3 separate regions of the Mus musculus genome follow, and regions 1 and 3 are each linked to region 2. A link is a loop called in an ENCODE intact Hi-C map of the cell type or tissue named here. Cell type or tissue: left cerebral cortex. All regions are shown on one strand.

Evidence for each region. Hi-C counts contacts between places; a loop is a spot of excess contacts. Peaks named below come from ENCODE experiments on the same cell type or tissue, not always from the same donor. Only the 100,000 strongest peaks of a DNase experiment are listed, where the experiment ranks them.
Region 1: a loop joins it to region 2, with 5 times the contacts of the local background. A loop is called at or near these places in 7 of 42 quality-filtered maps.
Region 3: a loop joins it to region 2, with 6 times the contacts of the local background. A loop is called at or near these places in 8 of 42 quality-filtered maps.

What each region holds. Positions count from the first base shown.
Region 1 is chr5:119,835,379-119,843,378 of GRCm38, forward strand. Tbx5 (T-box 5) reads left to right here. Exons shown (of 9, transcript NM_011537.3): 2 at 1,498-1,682; 3 at 3,318-3,412; 4 at 5,389-5,508; 5 at 6,375-6,522. The coding sequence starts at 1,536. Among named protein-coding and RNA genes, the nearest start is that of Tbx5, 4.7 kb to the left of the region's middle. In left cerebral cortex, no CTCF peak of the experiment used is centred here; DNase peaks (open chromatin) are centred at 45, 459, 2,750, 3,032 and 5 more places.
Region 2 is chr5:119,666,477-119,674,476 of GRCm38, forward strand. It overlaps Tbx3 (T-box 3), which reads left to right and starts at 4,757. Exons shown (of 8, transcript NM_011535.3): 1 at 4,757-5,928; 2 at 7,550-7,817. The coding sequence starts at 5,540. It overlaps Tbx3os1 (T-box 3, opposite strand 1), which reads right to left and starts at 5,032. Exons shown (of 4, transcript NR_166476.1): 1 at 4,775-5,032. In left cerebral cortex, a CTCF peak has its summit at 4,266; DNase peaks (open chromatin) are centred at 3,474, 4,170, 5,700, 6,071 and 3 more places; H3K4me3 peaks cover 4,375 bases; H3K27ac peaks cover 2,131 bases.
Region 3 is chr5:120,437,223-120,445,222 of GRCm38, forward strand. Lhx5 (LIM homeobox protein 5) reads left to right here. Exons shown (of 5, transcript NM_008499.5): 5 at 2,736-4,235. The coding sequence ends at 3,103. Among named protein-coding and RNA genes, the nearest start is that of Lhx5, 9.3 kb to the left of the region's middle. In left cerebral cortex, a CTCF peak has its summit at 3,706 (motif pointing left); a DNase peak (open chromatin) is centred at 3,689.

The sequences.
Region 1 (8,000 bases), 170 kb after region 2:
CTGCAGAGTCTGGCTTGCAGAGATTTTACCCGAGCCTTTCAAGGCAAGAGGGAGCCGCCGGGAGGCTGCCGCGACTCGGGGAGCAGCGTTGAGGCTTGCAAGGCACACGGCCTGGTTCTGTCAAACCACATCTTGCTCGTCTCCGCCGGCCTCTAAGCTTCCCTGGATCCTGGCAAGGGTTCCGGAGGGTTTCTCCCTATGGCTGGCCGCGAATGGGAGAGCGTATGTGGGGCTCCAGCCCTGTTTTTCTTTGTTATGAGAAGATCATGGGGGATCCCATGGCAGTTTTCCCCAAGCTCCTAAGGCCAGAGGAAGAAAGAATTGGGCCTCAGAAACGATCTGTGGCGGTTTAGGTCTCAGGCCGCTTCAAACCAGGCTGGTATGCAGGCTTCTTTGCCTAAGAAGCTGCTAAAACTGTGGGAAGCCATCTCTTACTTGAGGTCTGCTGGTGTTTTGAGGTAGAGGCAGTGGTAGAAATCCTCCCTTGAGGAAGGGGGTTGAACTAAGAATTTCAACTGCTTGCTTCATCTTCTTCTGTTGAACACTCGGGGCTGCCCTACCAATGTACCTCCTTCCCTAGCAGTCCACTGAATGTCTGCAGCCCAGAATTTATCTGGGACTGATTTTAGGCTGTCCGACTGGGAGCCAGGCTGGCAGTTTGAGTTAGCCAGCCCCGTTGAAGCTCAAAGACATTCCCTTTAGCTTGATTACTCCACGAAAACGCCTGCACCACCGCCCCCACCCCCCACTCTCCCGCAGCCAGCCGATCTGAAAAAGATCCGTGAGGGTACAGCCCCGCCACCGGCAGTGGAGAGTCAGCCACCGAGTTGTAGGCCCCTCTCTGATTTGGATCTACCTCCAGCTCTCCCTGGCTACTTTATTTATTTATTTATTTATTTATTTATTTATTTATTTATTTATTTTCCATTGGTATTGCTTAGGCTTGGGGAGAGGCTGTTTCATTTTAATGCCTGTAACAGATGATGAGAGGGTTATTATCCTCTATCCTCCGGGTATATCTCTTTCTCCCCTGTTTTTTATTTTTGCAAGACGCGGGTTATTCTGGGCCTTTTGTCTATTGTAGAAAAATAACGTCTCTTAGGAGGTTTCATTTTTTAAAAATTGCTGGCATGGTCTCTTGGATTTGACAAAGACCATTTCTCAAAGGGGCACAAGGTTTTTGTTTTCTGTTTTGTTTTGGGTTTCTACCCGATGGCTTCCAAAAATACCGACGCCTTATCTTTATTGGCTCTTCCAGGAGTTCAGACAAATTTGACGGACAGCTCTCTTATCACCCAGAGCCTGTGCAGGGGAGATGTGGGGGGCCTTGCCGCCTCCTCCCTGTCTGAAGCGGGTCTTTCGCAAGCGGTGGTGCGTGGTCGGAAAGTATAACAATAAAAAAAGACTTTCTGAAGCCTCCTTCAGCTTGGAGTGAAGGGTCAAACAGCTTGTCCCCTATGTCGCTAGACACTCTCCAACTCCCTCTCTTGTCCTCAGAATAGAACCTCGCGCGGGCACAGGAACCCCTGCGCACCATGGCCGATACAGATGAGGGCTTTGGCCTGGCGCGCACGCCTCTGGAGCCTGATTCCAAAGACAGGTCTTGCGATTCGAAACCTGAGAGTGCTCTGGGGGCTCCCAGCAAGTCTCCATCATCCCCGCAGGCTGCCTTCACCCAGCAGGTAAGAAAAGCCGGCCCAGCGGCAGGCGTAGACCGAGGACTGAGCCCAGCTCTCTGCTAACGGTGCAGGGGGGTGGGCAGGGCCAGCTATTCCCTCTATTTCCTGGCTAGTCTCACCAAATCTCCCCCAATTCCACTCTATCCCAATCCACTTTATCGAGGCGTTTATCTTTATGGCCTGCGTATTTTAGAAACCTATTTACATTATTGGAGAGCTCTCAATTATCCGACTATTTGGGGTCAGCTAACAACGGGCCAGATAATTCTCTCCCAGCTGCCCTGGGTATGCCTTATTAAGGGTCGGGTCAGCGGCCGCTTCAGGCCGGCATGAGCGATGACTTGACCCTCCTTAGATCTTTCTTAGCCTTCGCCTCGGCTCGCCTGCTCTGCGCAACCCGCCTCGCCCCTCATACAGTACCATTTATCTTGCTCCGGGGCCTGGAGGAGCTCCCTGACCCGCCGAGGAGAGCACACAGGGGCTGGAACCAAGGCACCCAGAGCCCGGCTGACTGGAAGTTGGTCCGGAGTGGAGGGAGAGGTCTTGTGGTCTGTTATTTGAGTGGCCATCGTTTTTTGGGGGCGCTAAGTAGGTTTAAAACTAGGTGTCACTGGGAAGGCTTGACCAGAGAGATGAGTTTGATCTAGAAATCTTGTCCAATTGATGTGTGTATAGCTTTTAATAAAAGCAAAGAGGCTTAAGAATAGTTTGGGGAAATTTACATAACATTTTGAAAAGGGAAAACAAGTTCACTTTTTAGTCGGTGGTTGATAATTGTTTCACAATGAAGAGTAGTGTCTGACTGTTTTGGTATTGGTTTTTAGAAATAACTTCCAGTGGAAAGAGAAAATGTTAAAAGGCTTAATTGGTTGCCCCAAGTCAAAGAAAGGCTGGGCGGTGGTGCTAGATAAGGCAAGAGTCTGGAAAGATTGTTAATATAGACACTGAGGGGGAAAACTACTTTTTTTGGTCCTTGAGAAGAAAAACGATTTTAAAATTGAAAATTTCTACATAGTGGCTCACATGTGTTGGAATCTTAGCACTTAGGAGGGTGAGGCAGGAGGGTTGCCAAGAGTTTGAGACCACTTTTATGCGCTGCATAGTGAATTCCAGGCCTGTCTGGGCTGCAGAGCAAGACTTTGTCTCCAATATTAATAACAACAATAATATTGAAAATTTTTGTATGTTCATATTTAGACCCAGTGATGACGGACAGCGATGTATTTGCATAGCTGTGTGTTTTGCATCTGGGTGACAATACAAAAATATCCTAGTGGGGTTTTCTAGATGGATCCCCTCCCAATCATGTTTCAGCTAAAAATGGATCCAAATTAGATGGCCTGGTCCTCTAGGGGGGAGCTCTGTGGAGGGGAATAATTCCCAGGCCTCAATCTGGTGGAAGAGACAGCAGGTACTAAGGACTGAGATGCTGCTGGACGCAAGCTCCAACTCACCTAGGGAGCTGTAGGCAGATGCCATGGGTCGCCCTAGACTTTCCATCACTCCCCAGAAGTCAGAGCGCTCTTTCTTTAACCGCACAGACTTTGGTAGGTACTTGGCCTCTGCATATAGGGGGGAGTTTGAGAAAGGATTCCCCGCTAAGACCCATCACTGAAAATTTTCTCTTTGTCTATCAAGGGCATGGAAGGAATCAAGGTGTTTCTTCATGAACGTGAACTGTGGCTGAAGTTCCACGAAGTGGGCACAGAGATGATCATCACCAAGGCAGGGAGGTGAGCCAGCTCCTGCCACAGAAGGAGGACAGTCATTGGAGGGAATTTAAAACAAAACAAAACAAAACAAAAAACACGGAAGAGGCTTGGGAGAAAAAAATTAGAATAGAGCCAATATTCAATCAGGGTTCATTCTGGCTAAAGAGTCCTCCGCAGGATGGAGACCTAACCCCCCAATGCTTACCTCCGGGTAGGATGTTCGTTCCCGATTTTATAGGAGGATTAAAGAGAAAAAGGTGGAGGCGGGGAGAAAAGGTGAAGAACGGGGAGACTGTAGAAGGACTTTGAGTCCTTAGACTTGGACTTGCTCCCTGGCCTCCACCCCTATTCCCACCTTCTCTGACCTTGGAATAGTTCCAGGGTCCCCACCCGATGATTGCCAAACCCGGGATTGTTGAATGTATTCGCTACCTCGTTCATTGTTTATAGAGAGCCGGTAAAGTCTTTGAAAGCTAGTGGCGGGGGTGGGGTGGGGTAGCTCTTCAGCGCTCTGTACACAGACACGAATAAACACAGCCGATCAGCTATTGCGCTGGGCCCAAACTGCTCTTCAAGGCCGGCAGGAGTTTCAGCTAGAGAGGCTAGGCTAGGTCTGGGGTTGGAGGGTGACAGAAGAGTTCAAATTCTGTGTCTTCGGTGTGCATTTGTGTGTGCCGGCCTGGGGAACGACCTCATTTCCCCAGCGGCCTGAGCTACATGTGTCCCCACAATATAAGAGGCCACCAGTCTGCCCAGTGCAGGGGTGCGGAAGAGACAGAGGCCAGGGCAGTAGGCCCAAGCTGCCGGGTGCGTAAAGGGTGGAGTTGATTTTTCCAGATTCCGCGGGTTCTCCAGCCCAAGCCGCCCTCAATAAACTGACAACGGTGACGTTTATTATTTCTTGAAATTAAACAATGTCGGCTCCCCCGCTCAGCCTGAGGCCCTTAGTGAACCAGAAGGCGGTGGGTCTGTTTATATCAGACATCTGAGGTTCCCTTTCCCATCCTGCCCAGGAGGGAAAGTCCCAGCCGGCTGCCTTGTCGTCCTCGCTGGAGCCGAGAGGATTTAACTATAAAAGGCCTGCACTGTCTCTGGTGCCTCTTGCTGGGGCAGATAAACACGAGGAGGTCCGGGCTCCGGCCAGCGATGGAGAGGCCTTCTCTCACCTCTTCCCACGCTGCACCAACCTAAGTCCAATGACTTATCCTGGTGCGCAAATCCAGCCGGATCCCTTGCTTCCTGCAGCGCAGTCCTCACCAGACGTTAAGGAAAAAATATTCTAGTGGGGCCGAGGTATGGGGGAGCCGAGTTCTGTACTAGTTGTGTGCCTTCAGCTTTCTAGTTCCGGCTTCGGCTCGCTCTAAAAACCGATCTGTGGAAGGGGTTGGAATTTCTTTCCTGAGTGCCTTGGAGTTTAAGCTCCCCAGGGAAACCTGCCAAGCGCGTGGAGAAGTTGCAGACCATTTATGAGTGACCGCACGTTGGCCATACGGGGCTGGTCACTAACCCAGAGAACTTGGGAACCGCGTTCTGGTAGCCACGGTTAACTTGCGCCTCTGAGGGCAGAGGACTAAAGTTAGTATTCAAGGTGATGTGTCCCTAGGGTGCCACCTTGGATGGCAAACCTCGAGCTTGAGTGAACAAGTGGCTAGCTTCGTATTGAATGAACCTCCCCCTCCCCCTGATACTAGATTATCCAGCTGAAATGGAGTCTCTCTAAACTTGAAAATCTAGAGGCAACAATCCCTGGGCTACACTTTCTTCTGAGGTTCCTGCAGTTGCTGTGGCTGCCTCCCTTCTCTCTGCGCCTTCTTCTCCTCCCGGTAACTTCAGGGGAAACCCGGCCTGGATCTCACGGAGGATGGAGTGGGGCCAGTGGTTTTCAGTGGAAAATGGCTGAAGATCAGGGACCCTCTCTTCTGAGTATCTGCACGAATCTCGCCCCTTCTTTCTCTCTGCCTGTTCCTCCATTCATCTCCCTCTTTCTTTTTCCTCAGGAGAATGTTTCCTAGTTACAAAGTGAAGGTGACTGGCCTTAATCCCAAAACGAAGTATATTCTTCTCATGGATATTGTTCCCGCAGACGACCACAGATATAAATTTGCTGATAACAAATGGTAGGTTCCAGGGTTCCAAAGGGCAGGGAGGGCTGGGAGGAAACTGTGTTGCCTAGCTCACACACAGCAACCGGAACAGAAAATCTACAATAATAATAATAATAATAATAATAATAATAATAATAATAATAATAATTTCCAACTAAATCTCAAGGCTTTTGTGCCTATCTTGTTGTATAATAAAAGGACCACAGCCATTAGCTCCCATTTCATAGACCTAAAAACTGAGGCTGTGGGAAGTAAGAGGACCCCGTGTACTTCAATACTCACATGGGCTGTACTTTTTTTTTTAATTCTTTTTTTTTAAAGGGTATTTTTTTTTAAACCAAGTACTGGATATATTTCTGGGGGGCATAGAATCATTTACAGTTATTTTTTTATGAGTTACCTGCTTTGAACATGACTTTTTATATGAAACTGCAAAACTGGCCAGTGGCTTTACTGGTAAAAAAAAAAAAAAAAAAAAACGGCAGAGGAGACTCATGCCTGGGCTCCATTGCTCCTCAGGCAGTGGGCAGTGCACAGCTCAGAGGCTGCTGGCTCCTTTTAAAAAGCATTTGCGTTTTGCAAATTTGAGAGTTTTGCACGTGCATATTTTCAGATACCACCGATAATTTGCGGGCAGCCGAGACTTTGAGGCCCCACACTCTCTGGCACTAGGCTGGGGGGTGGGGGAGCAGGCAGGCATGAAAGGCGGGAAGAAGAAAGGGCCAGGCCAGGGGTTTTCTTGGACATAGTGTGGGCTGTAAATGTCTGAAGGAGACGGAATGTACCCAGAACTTTGCCTTCGGAAGCAGCTCTCTTCTGACCAGCTACCTCCAGGCAGGCCGTGGAAAACCCCCGCAACTCTTTTCTCCTTCATGTAGGTCCGTAACTGGCAAAGCAGAGCCTGCCATGCCGGGGCGCCTTTACGTGCACCCGGACTCCCCAGCAACCGGAGCCCACTGGATGCGACAACTTGTCTCCTTCCAGAAGCTCAAACTCACCAACAACCACCTGGACCCGTTTGGACACGTAAGTACCCTGTCTCCCATTAATGTGTGACACACGCTCCCCCTTACTTCTCCCCAGGTCTCTATCTTCGGCCCCCTTTTCTGCGGCTCCACAGCCCTGGAGCTCTCTCCGGCAGCCAATTACTTAGCCCCAAGCTGTTCCCCAGCTAATTGGGACCCACCCTCAAGGCTGAAGTTGTCAGCTCTTTCATCACTCTAAACGGGACTTTATCCCATCTCATCTTTTTGCCTCCGCTCCTCTCTCTGTCGCTCCGCACCTGACCTTCTTGTCCCCGCTCCTAAACATTTCTTTGCTCTCTACAGTTCTCAGACTGAGAGGACACTCTCTCCGCTGCCTGTCCTGTGTTCTATCCCAGCTTCTCCATCTGTTAAAGCTTCTCTTTGTCACTGATCTTTCCTGGTCTCATGCCTCCTCTTTTACCGGTGGCAAGTGACTTCTGGCTCCGTTGCCCCCTTGAAGCTCAGTGCTTTTAGACTTTACCCAACTCTGCAGTCTCTTTTCTCCTTTCCGTGCACAGAGAGGACAAACCTAGACCAGGATCCTGAAAGCTAGCATCACTTTGGATCTATGAGAGGGGTCCAGGGAGTCCCCCAAACTGTGTGAGGGTACAGTGAGTGTGTGCATCCCCTCTCCCAGGTGATGTGTGTAGCCATTTCAATCTGGCCTCATTCTCCTTTCCCCCAAAGAACAAGAAAACACAGGCTTTTTGGAGAAATAGCCCCAAATCTCCTGGTTACTTTGGGCTTTTGAATTCTCCATTCAAAACCCTTTGTTAGATGACCATGCTCATCCTTGGACATCTGATACTCAAGGATGCTCTTGCAAAGGGGAGTCGGGGGATGGGAGAGAGGTTAGAAGATATGCCCAAGTTCATACCTTTTGCTTGGGGATAGGGATCTTACCAGCAGGGCTCATAGTCTCCAATTTAGGGAGATGAGGGTCTAGGTAGGTTGGACTTGGGAATAAGTTCAAATGAGAACTCTGCTCTTTCTAGGTGATAGTGACAGAGGCCAGGCCAACTGGGACCTAGGGAGGGAAGAGGGTCTCAGAATGGTCCACTGAGGGGTTCTACATGTGGGAAGGGGAGAAGGCTGGATTGTTGGTAGAAAGTTTTATCTATCCTGATTACTTCTTATGGATCATTGAATTCAGTGGTCCCAGTGCGGAAATGTCCTGGGGTTCTTCTGCTCCAGGGTTAGAAGGCTTGGGGCATTCCTCTGGTTACTGATCAGAAAGTAGGTTCAAGGTCCTGGGGGTGGGGGACTCCCTGCCTGCTTCCTTCCTTGGGCTCCCTCCTCAGGGATCCTTAGTAGGGGTCTCCATGGAATCTCCAGCTGGCAACTGAGTTTGTCTCACAGTCTCCTTTCAGCTTCAAGTTGCACCTCTATGTTTTGGACAGTACTTTTTGGGGTCATTCTGGGGTAGACTTCCAGGAAAGGTCCTTGGCCCTATCAACAGATACGAGCCACTTAGCTGTC
Region 2 (8,000 bases):
CTAGGGACAGAAATGGAACCTGGGACCCAAGAGGACGAGAAGAAAAACAGGGAAGGAAAGCCAGAGGAGGGTCACACTTGTGCATTCAGAGAACTCTTTTTGGACAGGAACAGAGACACGGGGGAGGCAGGGGGGGAGAAGAAAGGAAGAACAAGAAAAGAAAGAAGGAAGAAAAAAGAAGCAAGAGGGGAAGGCTAGAAGGAGGAAAAGGAAAGAGGTGATATTCTTTGCCCTGTTATCCAGCACAAAGGGTTGTGCTTGTACTAGGCAACTTTTCAAGGATGCTTCCTCAAAGCACCAAGTCACTAGCCCAGGGAGAGCCAAGCTCTCCCAGTAAGTTTTAGGGAACAGGAGGTAAGGGAGCCCCACCCACCCAATTCAGGCTCTGTCTAAGATGGAAGACCAGTGTATGGGGGGGGTGGGCAGACACGTATGTTGCTGTGCTGGCTGGGAGGGGACCTGAAGTGTTAAGGTACACCAGGTGTCCAGAGAGAGGCCAGGCTGGACCCCCGACAATAAAGAAATCCTGTCCCCCAACAGAGAACAGGAAAGGAGAATGAGAATCCTACACTCGGCTCCAGGCAGTCTTTTTGTTTGTTTGTTTTGTTTGTTTTTGTTTTGTTTTGTTTGTTGAGACAGGGTTTCTCTGTGTAGCCTCAGCTGTCCTGGAACTTACTCTGTAGACCAGGCTGGCCTCGAACTCAGAAGTCCGCCTGCCCCTGTCTCCCAAGTGCTGGGATTAAAGGCGAGTGCCACCACTGCCCGGCAGCTCCAGGCAGTCTTAAAGTGTACCAGTGTCAAAGGGACTAAGATCCTAGGATCAAATCAGCCAGGACATCAGGCTCCCAAAGAGCCATTTCTGCCCTGCCAGGCTACCAAGAACTTCTCTTCCGTGGAAAAGTTAATGTCTTGACTTCTCCTAAATTCATCCTCAGGCCCCCGACCCTCCAGGAGAAACCCCATGTCCTCCAGCCGCCAAGATATCCGATAGAGAGACACCTCGGCCTGAATAAAGCTGTGTGGTGAACAGGAGCGAAGGTTTAAGAGGGCATAAGAGCATAACAGTGTAACAGCATGTCTCACGGAGTCCAGCCAGACCTCACACAAGCAAAGAGACTTTCTAGAGCAGTTCTAGCCAACCACCCTGCTTACTCCCCATCCTTTCCCTCCACCCCCCTCTTAAATTTCAGATAAACACCATTCGGTCACAAAAGGGTCAGTGTGTCTGTCCCCTTTAAAGTGTGAGGCAGGAGGTGCCATAGGGAAAATGGAACATTGCAGAGGCGCCTTCCCGTTTCTCTGGCTTGCCAATGCCTCCTGGGACAGTTGGCTGAGGCGCGTAATCCCCTTCTCACCCACCCACCCCCACATTTGAAGCCCCATATCTCCTCTTTTGCCTCAGAAGCTGCCGGCATTACAGTGCTTTTATCTTGTTCAAAATCCCAGGCCCTTATAGTGGGAGGGAAAAAAATCCTACCGCCAAAAGCGAGAGAATATTTCTGCTAGGGACAATGGGTTCCCATCTTTCACCCATTTTCCGATTTTGTTGGAAAGACTGGCTACGTTCAATCAAGGAGTCTAGAAACAGAACCTGTCTACACCGAGGGTCAGCAGCTGGAAGCTCACGAGGCCCGCTAACCTTGTAGATTCTCCAGGAGGCCAGGCCTGCCACAAGCCTAAGCAAGACTCTGGCCAATGTTTAACCCTAATGCAGTGGCCACCAGGCCCCTTTTGTTTGTTCGCAAATTAATCACCCAGCGCAAGGCCGGCGCCAGAGTGGGTTTATCACCCACCAGGAGGGGGGCGCGGCGGGCACGTAACGACGAAGAAGAGTTCGCACCTTCCTGCTTTTGATCCTAGCTTCGCCGTGGCCTCCCTGGCAGAACACGAGCCTCCAGGGGCAGCGTCTGGGAGGTCAGTCATAATTGGCGGAAGTTTGTAGACCATTAGCAACATGTAGACATTTTCGATTCTGAATCCCGCAGCAAACTTTCCTCCACACCCCCGCCCTCCTCCCCCTTTCCCTGGCGCACTGGAGTGAGGGGTAGAAGCTAGAGAAGTGGCAAACTGGGATGAGCCCAGGGTTAAGTTAGAGCTACAGTCAAACATAGGCAACTGAAGGGTGTTTGTGTGTGGGGTGATGTGAGGGGTCAGAAATTGCTCTGGTTCCAACGCTGCGGCCAAAAAAGCAAGGCCAGATTATTTGCATGCAAAGTCATGGAGCTCGTATCGCGTTTGCAGAGCAGACCCCTGAGGCCAGAACTCTTGGTACCGGTTGCCAAGGTCTCTCCGGCTAGCTTGTGGACCTTCAGGGCACCGCGTAGGTGACCAAGGGGTCAAACAGGCTGCAGATGCATACCACTTTCCTGCACTCCACTCGGGAGCGCAGAGATTAACCGGCCAATGTCGGTAAAGCAGATCTGGGTTCTAGGGCGGCTCTGGCGAGAGTGGCTAGGCAAGGAGGGGGAGGGGAAGCCTTCTGCCAGCAGAGAATCCGCGCTGACCCCGGTGGCCCGTGCTGAGAGGGCCCTGGCCTGGCCTCTTGTACTCTCCAGCAATCTGGAACAGGGCCTAGGGAAGGGGTGTTAGCGAGCCACCGCCTTTGGTACCACCTCCTGTTTCCGTTTCTCTCCCTCTTTCTCCCTTCTCCACCGTGAGCACGCGAAAAGTCAGAGAAGGGGAAAGAAAGGGGCGAGATGGCAGGTCACACCAAGTTCAAAGAATGACTCTATTCCCATTGGCCGCACCAGGGAAAGCTCAGGGCTGGCGCCAAACGCTCTTAACCTTGTACATCAAAACACGTAAGACTGGAAAAGCTCGTGGCCTCAAATGTTCTGCCCTACCTGGGAGAAGGAACTGCCTATTCACCCAATAGCTGCTAGTTTGAACCTGCAGTTGGGAAAGGGGTCCTGGGCGAGGAGTTGGGGGAGGCCCCCAGGGGGAAAATCTAGGCGCAAATGGTCCACACGGAAACATTGAAAGCTTAATCTCTAGGCCCGGAAACCCAGCCTCCTTTCTGTTCCCTTTCCAAGCAAAGGTCTTGTCCCAGGAAAACTAAAAATTCTGCTAAGTTGCCCTCCATTTAAACTGGAATGTCCCAGTTCGCCTTTACCCACAAACAAGGACTGCAGGTTTGCGAGGGGAGTCCTACAGGGTCACCCAACCAAAGTCTGATCGATCAGTTGGCCTTCCTCCCCACCCTAGGATGAGCGGAGACCTTAGTCTCCCGACATCTGGGGTAAATGGGGGTGGGAGACGTTTCACGGTTTGTTTTACAAATTCGCCCCCGACGTCTGCCACGATAAGTCCCCAGGATAGAGCAGGAGCGGAGGCACCCAGAGATAAGTGTGATGCCTGAGGAAGATACGAGGCTGGTGCACCTCCCCCCGAGCAGCTCTCCAAGCCCAGAGCGGCAGCTCCCTACCGAGCTGGCCCGGAGGTGAGGGCAAAGGCTCTCAGGAGACAGGCCCGCAGTTCCAGGCGCTCACTTGTTTCAGCTGCTTCGTTCTCTCTACACCCACACCCCCATCCGGGTGGAACACTGGTGTCGTCATCCGAATGGAAGAGGAGCTGGGCTCAAAAGGGTCAGTAAATACATTTTTTAAAAAAAAAAGGAGCGAGCCGAGCGTAGACTGGGCCAGGCGCGCAGGCCTTGAATGCATTTGCGTGGTTTATTTTTCCGCGTGGGGGCTCGGTCTCAGTATGTCGGCGCGCGTTCGGGCCCAGAATCCCAAGGGGCATTTGGGTCTCTGCACGTGGCTGCGGGTGGGGAGCAGGCAGCGGGCAGAAAGATTGGTGGGATCCCCTGCGCTAGTGGCTCGGGAATCCGAAGCACCCGGGCGCAGGAGCTAGAGGATCTGACTCAGAGGTGGCTGGGCGGTTCCATGTGGGGCTCCCTTCAGAGCTACGCGAGCCTGGAGCTTTTGTTAAGGCTTATTGGCCGAAAGAGAGGTTCGGCGGCCAGCTCGGCTAGCCCGGGGCCCGGGAAAGGGAAGAAGCTGCAGATCCGCACAAGAGAAGCGGCCGCGGGCTTGAACTGTAGCGCTCGGAGCGCGCGAGAGGCGAGCGCCCCTGCCCGGCGCCTCGGAAGCCGGGCAAGCTGCCTGGCTCCCGCCCTCGCTCCCTCCCCCTTCCTCCCTGGCCCAGCCTCCTCCCCGGATCCCCCGGCTTGGATGGCTGAGGCCTTTCAGACGTAGGCTGAGCTGAGGAGCCGCGGCGAGCTCTCAGGCTGCTGCGAACTCTCTTCTGGATCAGCCACCTAGAGGCGACTTTGGTGAGCGCGCGGCGCCCTGGTGGCTCCCCGCCCTCCCCTCTGATCATGTTGACATAAACGCAGGACAGGCCGTAGTACCGCGCGGCGCAGCGACGTTCCAGTTTCCGACACCTTCTTTTTATAACTCGGCTCTATTCCCCCAGCACTCGACCTGTGAAAACCACGCCTATGCAGCCACACAATTGGTCCGAAAGCGTCAAAGAGCCAATCAACAAGCCTCGGGCTCCCGCAGCCCACAGCGCTGCCGGACCGTCCAGAGCCGCCGAGCAGACGCCCGGGGAATTCTAGAGGCGGAGGAGGGTGGCGAGGTGCTCGCTCGCTCTCTTTCTCTCTTTCTCTCCCTCCCTCTACTTGCCTACTCCAGCTCCCAATCACTCCGTTCTCTTCCTTCTTTCCTATTTTTTTTTTTTTGCACCCGTCTTCTTGATCCTCCCTCGCCCTGCGTGCCCGGACGCTGATTTTTTTTTAATTTATTATTTTTAGGAAAGCGATTTCGCTCACGTTTTTTTAGCACAAGGAAGACAGCCGGCTCCCCGAGGCAGAAGATCGCAGGCACCATTCGCTCGCCACCCAGACTCTGCGCGCAGCCCGGAGCCAGAGAGGAGGATCGCGAACCGAAGCCAGCTTCGCAGTTCTAGTTTTGAAAGCGCCGCTGGAAAGGGGCTTAAATCGCTTTTTTTTTTTTTTTTTTTTTAAAGGAGAGACTTTTCCTCCCCCCCTTGATCTCGCTGCCTGTGAAAGCCAGAGTCTAGCTCAACTAAGACGCCTCCTGCGAGAAAGCCAGAGAAGAGCTAGGGGGCGGGGGAAGGAGTCGAAAAAAAGGTTAAAAAAAAAAGTCTCCGAGAACCTTGCGCTTTGGCAACAAAGAGCGTGGGAGCCGGGGAGCCACCCCGGGAAAGGGCTGCAGTGTCTATTTCCAGCTAAGCCACAGGGCTTGGGCGCCAGTCGAGCCCCTGCTTGCTGCTTGCCCTACTGAAACCGACTTCCAGGAGCGGCTTTTCCAACACACTCCACGCACCAGGACAGCCCCTGCAGCGGCTATGTCTCCAGATCTGCTGCCGCTTTGTCCTCTTTAAAAGCGGCGTTCTCTTCCCCCCAAAGACACTTTCCCCCTCCCTTTCAAACGCTTTATTTGTAATTTGCCCTCTTTTTTATTTTAAACAAAACTATGCGTCGCTGTTGAATTTTTTAATTATTATTTTTGAAAAGCAACAACAAAAGCGGAGCCAAGCCAGCAGCTGCGGACTGGTTCCCTGTCTGGAGTGGATGAGCCTCTCCATGAGAGATCCGGTTATCCCTGGGACAAGCATGGCCTATCATCCCTTCCTACCTCACCGGGCGCCGGACTTCGCCATGAGCGCGGTACTGGGCCACCAGCCGCCTTTCTTCCCCGCGCTAACGCTGCCTCCCAACGGCGCCGCGGCGCTCTCGCTCCCCGGAGCTCTGGCCAAGCCCATCATGGATCAGTTAGTGGGGGCTGCTGAGACCGGCATCCCTTTCTCATCCCTGGGACCCCAGGCACATCTGAGGCCTCTGAAGACCATGGAACCCGAAGAAGACGTAGAAGATGACCCTAAGGTGCACCTGGAGGCCAAGGAACTTTGGGACCAGTTTCACAAGCGGGGTACAGAGATGGTCATCACGAAGTCAGGAAGGTAAGTAAGTAATCAGTGGGGGACCCCTCCCCCCAAACCATCTGAAAAATTTCACATCTCTTTTGTCTGACTCTTAAAACAGTAGATTCTGGCTGACTGTTGACGTTTGAAACGAAAACTTCCTGTCCCCCCAAATATGCGGAGACTCCAGGGCCCTGCCTTAAGGGTCAGGAAGTTTCAGCCTACCCGGGCCCTCAGTATGGTTCCTAGGGACTCGTATCCGGGGTTCCTTACAAAATACAGGGTGTTTTCCATTGAAGGAGACCGCGCACTCGGCTTCTGCAGCATTCGAGAAAATCACCTTGTTGCAGGAAGCCCGTTTGTGAAGCCATTCTGAAATATTCTTTACGTTTAGTTCTTTCTGTTGGATTTTATTTCCCAGGACAGACCTTAAAGCCCCTCTTAGACAGCAGTGGGAGACCCGGGAGGATTCCGCAGGCCCTTTCTACTCTTCAGCCTTGTCCCTGGGGCTGAAGGGGACCTAAGCCTGATGGTGTGAGACAGAGAAATCAGTGGAAGAGGGGAGGACCTTCGGGTTTCTTTCCCGTTGCCATCTCCGGAGTCTGCAAGCCCAGGGAAACCGTAGCAGGCAATTTTTACAATTAAGGTTATGTGTGTAGACCCAAGGAACCCATGAGACTATGCACCTTGTATTTGAATATTGTTACCACTTTACGTAATGTTTAGTGCCCTTGCCTGACCGAAATAAGTCTATTAAGGACCCCAATGACTAGTGTTTAAAACCACCGATTTAAGAAAAACAAAAACAAAAACAAAACCAGAGGTAGGTAGCATTGAGGTTTATCAAGATACCAGTTGGAAGGGCACGAAAATAAAACCCCACTTTCGGTCTCCTTCCAAGCTACTTGAGGCCAAAGTTTGGCACGGGATCGTTTTCCAAGCCACAAGACATTTAGTCGGGTTTTCATAACCGGGCACTTCCTTTTAAGTCAAAAGTACAGAAAGCCAGCACTTCTGTGAAATTAAACAGCAGTGGCCTACAGAGTAGAGGAATGTGGTTTATAGCTTAAATCACGGATGGGTTACCAGGCCCGGACGCTAGCCTGTCTTAAACCTCGGCTCTGAGAGCTCACTCTAACAGGCACACAGTTCGCCAGCCTCAGTCCATAAGTGAGCATTTATTTCCTCGATAAGTTTTAATGTTTTCTCATCAGCCAGCTGGTGGAAAATCCGCACCTTTATTAACCCTGGGTTCTTAGAACCCTGCTTCCAGTTGTTTCAAACTAAATACATTCAGGAAAGAAGAAGAAGAAAAAAAAAACTTTAAGAATCCATCCCTCTTTATAAGAGGGCAATCTAAACAGCCACATAGACAAACATGTTTGTTTGTTTTTAAGAAATAGTAGATTCTCTTAGAGGAGGTTGCTGTAATTGATTTGATTTGAGGCTTGGGATTAAAAAAAAGGAGATATTGAGCAGTTTTCATGTTAGCGTGGAAGTAAACAATTTCGCTTGCAGTTGCCTTACAGACTCCCTGGTCCCAGCAGAAAGCGTTAAGCTTTTAGACAGTGCCAAGCAACTTGGAAGCCAAGTCTGAGGTTCTGAGCCATTTACGGGGTGGGCCTTATTTATGTATTTGCCTTTTTCTGTGCTTTTGTAGGCGAATGTTCCCTCCGTTTAAAGTGAGGTGCTCTGGACTGGATAAAAAGGCCAAGTATATTTTATTGATGGACATTATAGCTGCTGACGACTGTCGATATAAATTTCACAACTCTCGGTGGATGGTGGCCGGTAAGGCAGACCCCGAAATGCCAAAGAGAATGTATATACACCCGGACAGCCCCGCTACGGGGGAGCAATGGATGTCCAAAGTCGTCACTTTCCACAAACTGAAACTCACCAACAACATATCGGATAAACACGGATTTGTAAGTTTCATTGACTATCATCAATAAAGACTCTCAGGAGGTCTGGCTTCCTGGTAAACTCAGAATTTGGGCCCAGACTCCTCTCTTGACTGCTGGTTGCTACACATAGCCAATTTTGTTAAATTTGCAACCTAGTTGCAGAGTGGATTGGGGGCGGGGTGGGTGGGGGTGTTGCGTCCTGGG
Region 3 (8,000 bases), 770 kb after region 2:
TTGGTCCCTTTCTTCTCTTGTTCCCTGGGACTTGTGCCCCATCCCGGTACCCCATCTTCCTTAGTTCCTCGCTGTGGCCAGCTCCCTGAGGAAGGAGGGAACTGCCCGGCTACCCTCCCGGTCTCAGAGCCCTCTGTGGGGATTTGCATTTCTCTGGACCGCCGAGCTTTGCAATCTGTGGATCCATCGGGAGTGTCTATAGCCAACATCCCTGAGCCCTTGGCTTGCTTGGGGGCTCCAAACCCAGTTTCAGAGGCAAAAAAAAAAAAAAAAAAAAAAAAAAAAAAAAAAAAAAAAAGCAATTCTCTTTAAAAGGTGGATTCAGAAACAATGCTGAAGTAGAGTGGCGGTGAAGCCAGGCAAAGCCGGGTAGAGAGAGTAAGAGAACCCCAAGCCGGACGTCCATGTGCGGAAGTCTGGAAAGTTCATCTGTAGACCAGTCCAAGGTCCCTGAAAATCACTGGCAAAACGTGAAGCGGTGATTTTTAATGTGGTGGCGCGCCGGGGGATGGGGGGTGCGGACTGGGGAGCCGGAACTGTGGGGCGATGGGCGTGACCTAGGGTGTCTAATCTTTCCACCTAGCTTATCTTCTCCACCCCAAAAAAAAAAAAAAATTGACCCGAAGCCCGGAGATAGTGGGGGCGGTACCAGCCTAGAAACAACCCCCCCCAGCCCCAACCTGAGTAGTTAATCAAGGTTTCAGGGAGACCAGCCCACCCTGCATTGATCTAATCCTGCCGACCTTACCCTCTCTGCAGACCTGAGGGTTAGGGTGGGGGACAGAACACCAGAACCCTCTTTTTCTCTGAAAAGGGGATGGGGGCGCTGCCCCCCAACCCCCAGCCCGGCAGCCCCGCCTAATCCGCACTGGGAGATCCCGGTGGCGGCGGCCGTCAGCGGGCGAGAAAGGGGCCGGGTGGCGGGGCCCGCGGCTCCCCGTGGGAGCTCGGACAAAGCCCCAGCTGCGGCTTTTGTGCCCTTTTCAGACAGCGTTTGTTCCAATTACCTCCGGCCCGGCCGCCATATGGGCGGAGGCGGCGCGCACGGCTCTAGAGCCACGGCCTTCCCTGCTTAGCGCGCTTCCTTTCCGTTCCTTTGAGGGCCCCCAAATTCGTCTCTCTCTCAACCTTCCTCGCTTTCGGTCAGAATGGAATTTGAGTTTTTTCAAAAAGTAACTGGCGGCCGTTTTAGCTGTTACCTTAACTACCTCCACTCCAGGAAGGTCTCCAGACAACCCTCCTCCCACCCACCCCCACCCCCGATTTGGATATGTTTCAGGGTTTCCGAAAAAGAAAAAAGAGGGGCGGGGTGACAATGACATCCAGAACCCGCCGGTGAACTCGGACCCCAGGGCTGAGCAAAGGGTGCGGGTTTTCAGAAGAGACCCTGACCTCTAGGTCGCCGGTTTTCCCTGCTCTACAAAGCGAGTTGTCTCTTTCAACAGGCTGTTAGGCGCTCCTTTTGGTGGGGTCCTGCACCCTAATCTTGGAGGGGCCCCGATTTGGAGGTGGAAGAAACTGTGATCAATGGGGAGGCCAGAGGGTGCTCACAAAAGCAATTTCTTGTGATGGTTTGAACGCCTGACCTATGAATCCTGCATCCCTGAATTTGTGGGAAGGATGTGCATTTATTTGTGTCAACTCTCTTCCAAAGATCTCTGTCCCCAAATACTTCAAGAATATCCTGGGTGTCCTAGCAAGGCTCATGAGGCTCTAGACGCCCCCCCCCACACACACACACACAAACACACACAAACACACACACACACACACACACACACACACACACACACGAAACCCGCAAGTGGCCCTGACCTCGGGCCCCTCAGTGACAGACACTGAGCTTGGCTTTCTCAATTCTAGGCAAGACTAGCAAAAATGCCAGAGAAGACACTGACGCTGTCCCTGGCTCTGCGCCCTTTGCGCCCTGGGCCAAAGCGCCGCTTCATGCGCTCTGGCCGCTGCCGGGTCCTGCTTCTTTGGCTGGGGCCCCAACCCCGTTCTGAACCACTTTGGTGCTTTGAGCTGGCAGCAGCCATTCGGTCCCCAGGCTCCTTTCTTAAAGCCACCCAGCCTAAGGCAATTCCTGTTCCTCTCAGTCTACTGTCTCTCTATCTCTGTGCCCATCTGTCTTTTTACCCACATAGTCTTTCTTTCACCTTGCACCCTTACCGCGGCTTGTTTGTTTGTTTGTTCCTGTACTTGCGCTTACGCCTCTGCGTGTACTTAGCTGTTCAGAGTAGGGTGACACGTCTGGGACTAGTTTCTATCACCTCCCCACCAACCCGGTTCATCTCTCCATCTCTCCCTTGACTTTACGCCTCTGGCCTCTAGGGCTATTTCCTCCTCTCTGTGTGTTTGGGAGCCAGCGATTTCTCGCCTCCCTCGCCTGTGTCCCTCATTGCTCAGCGTCCTGGTAGTATCTATGTCTCTCTCAGTCCCTCGGTCTCTCCGTTTATTTCTCTCTGTTACTTCCCAGCCTTACCCATGGTCCTCCTCGGTCCTCTTCCCAACCTCAAGGCTTTCTCCCTGAGTCTCTCAGAGCCACCCAATGTCTCGGTCTAACCTAGAATCAGTGGCATGTTCTCACACACCCTCAGCATATATGTACTGACAGCCCTATCTGGGCGCCCTGGCCTTCGCATCCTCGAGTCGCCTTCGCGTGGTCCCCTAGGTCCCTATCGGCCCTGGCAGTCTGTCCTCACACGGTCTCTTATCCCTTTTCCCTCCCGCAGACTACCAAAGTGACTACTACGCTCCGGGAGGCAATTACGATTTCTTCGCGCACGGTCCGCCGTCACAGGCGCAGTCCCCTGCCGACTCCAGCTTCCTGGCAGCATCGGGACCTGGCTCGACGCCGCTGGGCGCGCTGGAACCGCCGCTGGCCGGGCCTCACGGCGCGGACAACCCCAGATTCACCGACATGATCTCGCATCCGGACACGCCGAGCCCCGAGCCGGGCCTGCCCGGTGCGCTGCACCCCATGCCGGGAGAGGTGTTCAGCGGCGGGCCCAGCCCGCCCTTCCCCATGAGCGGCACCAGCGGCTACAGTGGACCCCTGTCGCACCCCAACCCTGAGCTCAACGAAGCGGCCGTATGGTAAGGCCGAGGGGCTGAGTTGTCCCCCTGCCACCAAGCCCGGGACGGGACGCCGCCTGGGTAAGCCTCAAGAGTCCTCTCGTGGGTTCGCACCCAACCAGGCCACTCGCATCACCACCCCTCAGAGCTTTGGCACGCGCCTGCGCAATTTCTCGGGACCAAAGTCAATATTCTGAAGGGTCGAGATTCCAAGCACATCTTAGAAGCCCTCCGGATCCCCCACCCATCATCACCTCCTTGAACTAAGAGAGGGGGATGAGGCCAAGGAGCGGAGACCATGGCACTACCCCTCCCTGCGAGCCGAGGCATTGTGAAATCCTATTTCTCACTTTCTCTTTTAAAAAAAGAAAGAAAGAAGGAAGGAAGGAAGGAAGGAAAGAAAGAAAGAGAGGTTGAAAGGGGGAGAGAAAGAGAGAGAGAGAGAGAGAGAGAGAGAGAGAGAGAGAGAGAGAGAGAGAGAGAGAGAGAGAGAGAGAGAGAGAGAGAGAGAGCGCGAGCGAGCTGAGGAAAGCTCAGCCAGAGAAGAAAAATGAGGAGGACCGCCGGTGAATGGTGGCTTTGCAGGAAGACAAATCCACCTGCGAGTTGGCGCCCCCTGGTGGCTCAATGTCAGCTTGTCTAGGAAGGTGCGCGGTCTGGGCCTGGCCTTCCTGAGCCCAACTCCCTGCTCCTCCATACTTTGAGTCTGAGGGGCCTGGCAGGATTCGAACCCTCCCACCCTGCTCTGACCCTGAGCCGGGCGCCAAGTCATTGAGCATTTGCCCACGGATCACTCTCCCTGCCCGGGACCTGGAGGCTGGGCCATCAGGACGAACAGTATTATACTTTTTTGGAAGTCGGACGCTTCTAGTTTCCTTATTTTGTATAAAGAAGAAACAAATAAAGTATGTTTTTGTGTCTACTGTTTATTTATTGTACTCTAGTTATCTGGGGCTGGACATTTTTATATTTTTAAGAGGAGGGTGGGGCAGAGTTGGGGAGGGGAGCCAGAAAGAGGTTTACAAAAAAAAACAACAACAACAAAATAAAACACACACAAAAAAATACAAAAACAAACAAACAAAAAAAAAAACAAAAAAAAATCAACTTTTTTTTAACAAAAAAGAAAGATTAATAAAAAAATTCTTTTTTCCCTCAACTCTGTGTGGTCTTTTTTTCATCCAGTATCTTGAGAGTCAGGGTAGGTGTCCCCAAAATTACAACTTGACAGTTACAAAGACCCCTCCCCCACCCACTAGGGCAGTAATTCTCAAACTATGAGTCGAGACCCCCAGGAGAAAAAAAAAAGACAACAAACCTTTCACAGGGCTCACCTGAGACTATCAGAAAACACAGATAGTTACATTATAATTACATAATTACAGTTATGAAGTAGCACCAGAAATAATTTTATGGTCAGGGATCACCACAATGTGAGGAAGTGTATTAAAAAGTCACAGCCTTAGGAAGGTTAAGGACAACTAAGCTAGTGGCTTTAGCTTTAGTTTTGTTCCTTTTTTTATTTCATTTTTTTTTTTACTCTGTGTGTGTGTGTGTGTGTGTGTGTGTGTGTGTGTGTGTGTGTGTGTGTGTGTGTATGTGTGTGCAGAGACCAGAGGACAACATTTGGGACCCTTCCTCCAGATGGATCCCGGGGATGGGACTCACATGCATCAGACTTTGTAGCAAACGCCTCTACCAACTGATCCCTCTTGCTAGTCCCATTTGGGGACTTTCTGTAGTGGACAATTGTCTCTGGTGCTTTGATCCAGATCACAAGCCAGCCAGGTGCATAGTAGGTCTTCAGGATGACTGAGAAATGAACAGGTGCTTGTTTCTGTCTCCTTCAATTATGTCAAAAAGAAGTGTAGTCTAGCATTCCGGATGTACACCTATAAATCCCAGCACTTGGGAAGCTGAGGTAAGAGGATAGCAGGTTCTAGGCCAGTCTGAGCTACATAGTGAGACCTTGTCTCATAGAGGGGGTGGGGACTGGGAGAGATTCTAATTTCTTCTTTTTTTAATTTTATTTATTTATTTATTTTTATTTCATGTGCATTGGTGTTTTGCCTGCATGTATGTCTGAATGTGAGGGTGTCAAATCTTGGAGCTATGGACAGTTGTGAGCCGCCATGTGGTTGCTGGGATTTGAACTCAGGACCTCTGAAAGAGCAGTCAGTGCTCTTAACCGCTGAGCCATCTCTCCAGCGTGGGATTCTGAGTTCATCCCTATTTATATTGCATGTGATTTCCAGATGGCTGCAAACAAAAGCAGAAAATGCTATGGTCATGTGCCCAGCAAGGTACAGTCATCTTTAAGGCTGCTGGGGAGGACGGGTTCTGGAGAGTGAGCCTGTGGTTCTTCAAGCCTTGTGGAGTGTGCACTGCCTTTAGACAGACAGAAATGGCTATGACTTTTGTTGATGTTGTTGTTGTTGTTGTTGCTGCTGCTGCTGCTGTTGCTGTTGCTGTTGCCGTTGCTTTGTGTTTTGGGACAGAGTCTTGCTATATAACCCCAGGCTAGCCTCGAACTTGAGGCAATGCCTCCTTAGCACAGAGATTACAGGTGTGCCCCACTGTGACTGCTGTGGGGGGGGGGGTTAGGGATCGAACCCATGACTTCATGTATTCTGGGTGAGTGAGTACTCTAATCACTCGGGTTGAATATGATTTAGGAGACCTGAGACCACACCTAAAAACAAAGCCTCTCTCTTCTCTGCCCCAGTTTCCTATCTTGGAGAAGCAGAAGCTGGGACGACTGCTTCATTCCCTCCCTTCCTATTTAGGCCTGATAGGCCCAGACAGGCAGAAACGGTGTGGAAATGAGTGGAAGTGTCCACCTTTGGGTCCCTTGTCACTCACGCTCAGGAGGGGGAGCTGGTCCACTTTAGCATCGGTGAAGAGGGTTTGGGGACAGGGAGAATGAGCTGCTTGAAATGAGCTCAAGAAGAGGAACCTGTTCCATGGTCCTTGTGGCCCTCGAAAGATTCCTGCAAGGTGGCCAAAATTTCCCCTTTGCATGCACCTCTTAGAAGCTCTTAGGTCGTCACCAGATAACAGCCAGCTGCTCATTATGGAGAACTGTATCGAGCGTTCAGATCAACAAAAGGCAGAAAAACCCATCACCCGGAATGCCAGGCACTGTGGTGAGGAGAGGTCTGTCCAGCCTCTTTTTCCTGGGTATCCTCCCTCCCCACACACACCACCCCGCACCCCAACCCTACCACTTCAAATCTCTGTGCAACTAGGTGCTTCCTCTCCCACTGAGGTCAGACAAAGCAGCCCAGCTAGTAGAACACATTCCAAGTACAGGCAACAGCTTTTGGGGTAGCCCCCATTCCAGTTATTCAGGACCCACATGAAGGTCAAGCTGTACATCAGCTAGATATGAATAGGAAGCCTAGGTCCAGCCCTTGTATGTTCTTTGGTTGGTGAATCAGATTCTGAGAGCCCCAAGGGTCCAGTTAGGAGACTCTGTTGGTCTTCCTTTGACTTTTGAAGCCCAGCGTTGTGCTCAGAGCACAGCCATGGGGTTACCTGCCAGCTCAGAACATCTTTCAGGTTCATGACAACCTTCTAGACCATTGGTTTTTAACCTGCAGATGGCCTCTTTGGGGGGGGGGGTCACATATCTGATATTTACATTGTGATTCATAACAGTAGCAAAATTACAGTTATGAAGTAGCGATGAAGTAATTGTATGGTTGGGGGCAGGGGGTCACCACAACATGAGGAACTGTGTTAAAGGGTCTCAGCATTAGGAAGGTTGAGAGCCATTGGTCTAGACAGAGCCATATTTAGTCTCTAGTTCCTTGACCAGATGAGCAGCTTGGTTTTGTGTGGGTTTTGTTGTTTTGATTTTAACAAACCTATCAGGCCTTGCCTACTTCCTGCTGGCTCCGGAGCACTAGAATAAACACCTTCCCAGTGACTTCTCTGCAAGCATCCTGGAAGGTGTTGTTGTCCCCTCAGGAAGCTAACAAAGGTTGAGGGACTTGCCCAAGGTCACACAACTATGACTCAGCCCACACATGCATCGGGTTCCCTTTCTGTTCCTCTGGGGTGCCCTGGCTGTGGTAGATTCTAAAAGCACTGTGTGGGGAGAGGGGGGTTGTAACCCCAACCCCATCTCCACCAGAACCCCTGATGGCTTTCTGGCAGTGTGTGAAGTTTGTAGAGAGTCCTGTTTAGAAAGCTGAGGACTGGTCCCTGGCTTTTCTGAAGACAGGCTGTGACAGCAGCTGGGGGATGGGGAAGTAAGGAGAAGAAAGAAGGAAGGACATGGGGAAAGGGATGGAAAGGGGAAAGAGGAAGAGTAGAGGAGGAGGGGAGGGGACTCGAGAGGAGAGAGGAGTCTCCAGCTGCTTAGGTACTCCAGCCACGTGTCTGTGTGGGACACTTGAGTCCCAGGGCATCAGGGAGCTCCATTCGTGGGCACAGCAGAGCTCACGCTGGGACGGAAGAGAAAGGTTCAGGGAATTGGTTCCTGTGTTTGGACCCCATCCCCAACTCTCACCCACGCACACAAGTACACCCGCACACATGTACACCCCCACATACATGTACACACCACACATACAGATGCACACACACACATGTACACATACACACACCAGACAACTTAACAAGAAAGTTCTTGAGAAAGTCTCACTTGGCCGACCTCAGTCCCGCTCTCATGAGCGCATTTTAGCATCCCAGATGCCTGCAAGGGCCCAGGGCCACAGCGAGGAAGGACTATACCCTCACCTGCCCCAAGACAGTGTCCTGCAGGTGCCAGTGGAGGTCCAGGGAAACTTGGTAGAACAAAGTCTGTGAAAGGCTGAGTGGGAAGGCCATTTGTCTCCTAGAAGCCACAATTCTTTTCTTGAAGTAGAACCAGAGGGACACACCTGCTAAGATGTGTGTGTCTTGGTCCCCAGCAC